Regions from separate parts of the Homo sapiens genome. Here region 1 is linked to region 2. Evidence: read pairs that join two places in POLR2A ChIA-PET (ENCODE). Cell type or tissue: OCI-LY7. All regions are shown on one strand. Links, peaks and the distances in the headings refer to the core of each region. The heading gives the core; the rest is flanking DNA.

Region 1 (2,920 bases), core at 331-2,830, 450 kb after region 2:
CATCTTCCCTTGTTTTACTTTTGTTTCTGCCCTTCTTCCACTGTGACTAAATTTTTGCAATATAGAAATAATACGGGCTTTGTGACCTTTAGCGTTTTCTTAGCTCTACAAATGTTGGAAAATGGATTTTGAACCTTAGCAAACAAGCTGAAACAGTTTAAACATTTGTTTGTGGGTGCAGCAATGGAAGAAAGACTTCATTGGCATTTGTTATGATGGTGAGTACATTTGTGAGATTAACATTCTTTGCTCAAGACTGAGAGGCCTCTGGTCAGCCGCCCCCATTCTAAAGCAACACAGATCATATTCTGTCACACTGAGATCTCAGGTAACTGACCTTTCTCACATCGGGGGCCTCCCGAGATGCCCTACATGGAAACAAAGATGAATATACTGTTTAAAAATTTTCAGGCTTGGTTTAGCCCAGATATTTTTTATAAAGATATTATGAAATAATGAAGATAAAGTTCCTTATATGCTGGCCAGCAATAGTAGGTGCCAGTCAATGTTAGTCATCATCTTCATCCTCTTTCCCAAGCTTTCTAAAGTTCCCGAAGACATACGTTTCCTTGAAATTTCTCTCAGGATCAGAGTCACAAATAAGGAATAGGTCCAAGTGATATGTGCCAGGCAGCAAACATGCCGCTCCTCTTTTTCAGATGCCAGCAAATTAATCATCTGTTTTGGCACTTACAACTTTTTTTGAGAGTGAGCTGAATCTAATGCATGCTCCATATCAACTTCCCGAGGCTGTCATGCTCAGCTCACACACAGTCAGGGACCAACCCGCTGGCCCCACCTTCCTGGAAATACTGGTAATGTTCTGACTTCTCCTCTGGTTGCTTGAGGAGGTGCTGTAGACCTCTGTGGCGGAGCTGGGAAATACCTGAACGGGTATTTTGAGCAGCGTGAGAGCAGACCATGCTGGCAGTATTCCGGCTCCCACCTGAATCCAGTGAAAGTGACAATAATTAATCGGGTGTACCCAAGTGGCACTATTTACAGTAATATAAAGTAGATGTTAATGTGTAAGAAATAGTTTGAAAACAAACAAAACATAAATAGAAAAAATAGCTGTAATGCTCCTTACTTGAAAAACAGTCCTACTTAAAGTTTTAGATTCAGTTTTACGAAATACAGTTCAGCCTGAATTTTCATTTTAAAACTGGATTTATGAATATATTTTGTGGAAACAGATGTTCTCTATTGCCTACCCACAACTGTTATTGTAACAAGGGAAGTTGCTTATGGAACAGCTTTGCCTATAAGCATTTTAGAGGTAAATGGAATTTAGGTCAATAACCCTTCAATGTTTTTTTTTCTTTTTTTTTTTTGAGACAGAGTCTCACTCTGTCGCCCAGGCTGGTGTGAGGTGGCGTGATCTCGGCTCACTGCAAGCTCTGCCTCTCGGGTTCACGCCATTCTTCTGCCTCAGCCTCCTGAGTAGCTGGGACTACAGGTGCCTGCCACCATGCCTGGCTAATTTTTTTTGTATTTTTAGTAGAGATGGGGTTTCACCATGTTAGCCAGGATGGTCTCGATCTCCTGACCTCGTGATCCGCCTGCCTCAGCCTCCCAAAGTGCTGCGATTACAGGTGTGAGACACCGCGCCTGGCCAACCCTTCAATGTTTAAATGCACCAAGTCTGTTCTCTAGGACTCCTCTTGCCTAAGGAAATAAGAGGAATTGTTTCCTTCCAAATCTTTATAGGCTTGTGAAAGGTGAGGATGCATTTACTGTCCTCTTTCCTTAAGTCTTTGCAGTCAAAAGTCCTTGAAGCTGGGACCCTTTGAAAGTCTGTCAGTTACATGTTGTTGGTAGTGGCTTGTTTTGACCGTTTCAAAAAAAGAAGAAAAAAACACTTAAATCATTTTTTCTTTCTCTTTTTAGGAACATCTAAAGGCCTTTGATGATGAAATCAATGCTTTTTTGGACAATATGTTTGGACCGCGAGGTCAGTGAATTACTTGAGAACTTAATGTGGAAGGAACACAGGAAGAACACCATTTAGTTATAGAAAGGGATTATGTTATTTCTGGTGTCTTGGAAATAGTAAGGTACTTAATATTTAGAAACTTAACTTCCTCAACTTTGATATCCTTCCAGAATGTCCAGAAGATCCCATTTCTCCTACTGCTTAACCTCTCCTGGGATTAAAGAAGTTCTGGGAGCAGGAAGCAGAGATAGAGTGAAATGCAATGCTTTCCTCCAGTGTCTGTCTGGCTACAAAGCCGGGTTGTAACTTTCCTTCTAAAGGATGCTGCTTTCTTGTTTCCTCTCCACTGCCCATTCATCTTCCACCTTTCTTACATCCTAGTTATATGTGACATTTCTGCCCTTAGATGCCTTGATAAATTCCCTTTAAAGATGTGTGCGCTGGCTGGGTGTGGAGGCTCATGCCTGTAATCCCAGCACTTTGGGAGGCTGAGGTGGGCGGATCATGAGGTCAGGAGTTCAAGACCAGCCTGACCAACATGGTGAAACCCCGTCTCTACTAAAATTACAAAAATTAGCCAGGCGTAGTGGCTTATGCCTGTAATCCTAGCTACTCAGGAGGCTGAGGCAGGAGAATCACTTGAACCCAGGAGGCAGAGTTTGCAGTGAGCCAAGATCGCGCCACTACACTCCATCCTGGGCAACAGAGTGAGACTCTGTCTCAAAAAAAAAAAAAAAAAAGATGTGTGCGCTTTCTCTGCCCGGGGCCCGTAGGTAGGATGAGCTTAGACATCTCTCCATCTTTCCTTCATCACCAGTCGCTTACTGTACTGCAGTGGCCTCCTAACAGGCCTCCCCTCTTCCACTCTTGCCCCTTCCAGTCATTTATTCAGTGTCAGCTGGAATGACATTCTAAAGACCTAAGTCATATTGCATGGCACTGTAGCTTAAAACTCATCAGTGTCATCCCACTGCTCTCAGGTAA
Region 2 (2,920 bases), core at 265-2,764:
AGACGGGGTTTCACTGTGTTAGCCAGGATGGTCTGGATCTCCTGACCTCGTGATCCGCCTGCCTCAGCCTCCCAAAGTGCTGGGATTACAGGCGTGAGCCACAACGCCCAGCCTATCAATTCTTTCAAAGTGTGTTTAAATTACACTAGTATGTGTGAGTTGCAGATCTTTCATGTTTTCCAGGTGGGAGGGAGAAGGAGAGAGGACAAACATTTCATGTTTCAACACAAATGAGTCTCCTTCAAGTCCAGTGTATTAATTAACAACTGGTTATCCTTAAAAATTGTAGTATAGTGTAAACAGGAATCTATTTATTTCACTAATTAATTCATTTATTTAGACATTAGCATGAATTCTTTATTCTTCCCTCTCTGACTACCTACACATTTCCACTCCCACACACACACGTGTGTGATAAAGTGTGTGTGCATAGTACATCCATCATATAGTACAAGGAAATGTAATTTGAAACAACGACAACTTACGCCACTAAAAGAGTAGACATTTTATCTCTGATACTTTTGACACCTACTATTACAGGCTTATTTCAAGAACACAATTTTCAAATACGTTGTAGTTGGCTCTACAAAAATCAAAATGCAAAATGACAGGTTTTTTTTTTTAACCCCAAATGTCTTATGATTCAAACCCTCTTGAACAGTGTAAGCCACTCTGAAGATCAAGTGCCACCCGTTACGGGAAAGGGTACAAAAGACCTTTGACCTGTCTGCTGCTGGGGAGTTTTGGCCACATCTGGGATTTCCATCAGCACTCACCTTCTTCGGCTCATGAAGAGGCCATGGCAGGTGTTGGTTAAAGAGGGGAAGTTGCTTTCAAAAGACTGAGATGAAAGAACTACTAGAATCAAATAGCTTACTGTAAAGACTGATTCTCTTTTGCACAGTCCTAAGAAATGACCTGTCCTTGGCCTTCCAAGATCTTGCTTCCAGAATATCAACCTGTCAGGACGGGAAAGAAGCAATAGCAGGTGAGACCATCTGAGGCGATCAGAGGGTCTTGATGGCAAAAACAAACTGACTCTATCCCTTTCCCAGACCCCAGACTCCCAGCTATGGTGGGACTAAGAATGCTGAATGCTGGTTCTCAGGCCAGTGAACCTAAGAAACTGAAGAGCACAAAAAGTGCTCTTGGCAGAAACTATTTTAATAGTGCTCGAAATACTTTTAATGAGAAGGGGAAGCAGGAACTTCAAATAAAGTTTCTCTTTTGCATTCCACCAAGAACAGATGTTTGCTTTATTCAAAGAAGTTTCATGGGGGTGATTTCATGCATAGCTAAGAGCAGCAGTAGGGTTTTTTAGCTGTTAGAGCTGGGGTTGATTTACATAATCAGGGTATTACCGCTCCTGTGGCTTTCTACCTATATGCTATTAAACATATGTGTGCTTATATCTGTGTGTGTATGTGTGTGTGTGTTCATAACGCTGGAATCAAGTAAAAGGTCCACCGTCATTTCCTCATCATTCTTGGGAATATTTACAGTATCAGGGCTGCTCTCTTATCCTCCAGCTGTAATAAAGGCAGCACTTTGTACAAAATATCTCATTTAATTTTTATGACAATCCCATGAAATAGGAATTACTGTCCCCACTACATAGATGGGAAGACCGATGCTTAAAGAGGTTGAATACACATGCTAAGGTAGCATAACCAGGAGGTGGCAGAGTTGGGATCTGAGCTGAGGAAGTCCAGGGCTCTCAATTACACTCCCACAAGATAAGGAGCATACATTGTACAGGCTGCACAAAGTCATGAAGAAATCTTGGGTAACCATCTGCAAGCCCATTTACTGATTTCCTCCCTTTAATAGGGCTGACCCACAAGCCCACACACTGTGGCATCCGCTCTCCGCTACCACTTCACCCTGTGTCTCTCTGCTTATGCTGATTTCCGTCCTTTCCAAGATTAGCATTTGGCCTGCCTTCTCTCTATGGCCTCACTGGCCAACCCTGTCAGCAATGTGCCCTGAATAATAGAATCAGGCATAAAGTCCTTGCCCATCTTTCCTAGTAGAAAGGGGATCCCTCCATGGACTTCTGGAGCTGTCCCATTTATGTAGCCATAGCTAACTGCCTAGTCTCTTCTTTCACCAGAGCTCCATGATACCACATCCTGTTGAAAATGACACAAGGAGGAAGAAAAAGTCCCTTTAGGTGGTAGTCATCAACTTTTCCTTTCCACCCCCTCCAGTATGTCTTCATTCTTTCTCTTTCAGCTCTTCAATTTACTGGATTTTTTAAGAGGCTGTGCTCTGTTGCTATGTTCCAGATAGGTAGGTAAGTAGGTAGACAGATTAGATAGATGGATAGATGAATAGATTAGATAAATAGTAGATACATAGATGAATAGATTAGGTAGATGAATAGATAGGTGGATAAATGAATATATTAGACACATGATAGATAAGATAGATAAATAGATTACATAAATAGATAAATAGAAGATAGATGAATGCATTACATAGCTAGATAGATAGGTAAATGGATGGATGGATGGATGGATGGATGGATGGATGGATGGATGGATGGATGGATAGATGTAGATGAATAGATGGATGGATAGGTGAGCAGATAGATAAATAGATAGATGCATATTCTTGGCTTGGGTTACCCCAGAAGCAACCTGAAATAAGAATTCACATGCAAGTAGGAAACACTAGTAGGGGAATAGAGAAGTGAGAAACAGGCAAGAGAAGAAAACCAACCAAAGGAGAATAATCAAGAAAGTTACCACTGAGGGCAAATGAAGCTGAATTCCACTGGGGAATTCTGAGAGACAGTGTAGAGCCTGCTACTCAAAGCGGACCATCATCATCATCATCATCATCATCATCATCATCATCATCATCATCTGAAGCTCTACCACAAATCCACTGAATCAGGATGTGAATTTTTAACAGG

The links. ChIA-PET counts read pairs that join two places held together with the same protein. Peaks named below come from ENCODE experiments on the same cell type or tissue, not always from the same donor. Only the 100,000 strongest peaks of a DNase experiment are listed, where the experiment ranks them.
Region 1: POLR2A ChIA-PET joins it to region 2 with 6 read pairs; 2 of 35 experiments call an interaction of 5 or more read pairs at or near these places.

The regions. Positions count from the first base shown.
Region 1 is chr6:11,009,780-11,012,699 of GRCh38, reverse strand. It overlaps ELOVL2 (ELOVL fatty acid elongase 2), which reads left to right. Exons shown (of 8, transcript NM_017770.4): 2 at 1,891-1,954. Among named protein-coding and RNA genes, the nearest start is that of ELOVL2-AS1, 33 kb to the left of the region's middle. In OCI-LY7, for the core only: no CTCF peak of the experiment used is centred there; no DNase peak of the experiment used is centred there.
Region 2 is chr6:11,459,324-11,462,243 of GRCh38, reverse strand. All of the region lies in intron 1 of LOC105374928 (a long non-coding RNA gene), which reads right to left. Among named protein-coding and RNA genes, the nearest start is that of TMEM170B, 77 kb to the left of the region's middle. RefSeq lists an enhancer at 1,833-2,022. In OCI-LY7, for the core only: CTCF peaks have their summits at 1,464 and 1,665 (motif pointing right); DNase peaks (open chromatin) are centred at 803, 1,253, 1,863 and 2,663; H3K4me3 peaks cover 2,481 bases; H3K27ac peaks cover 2,500 bases.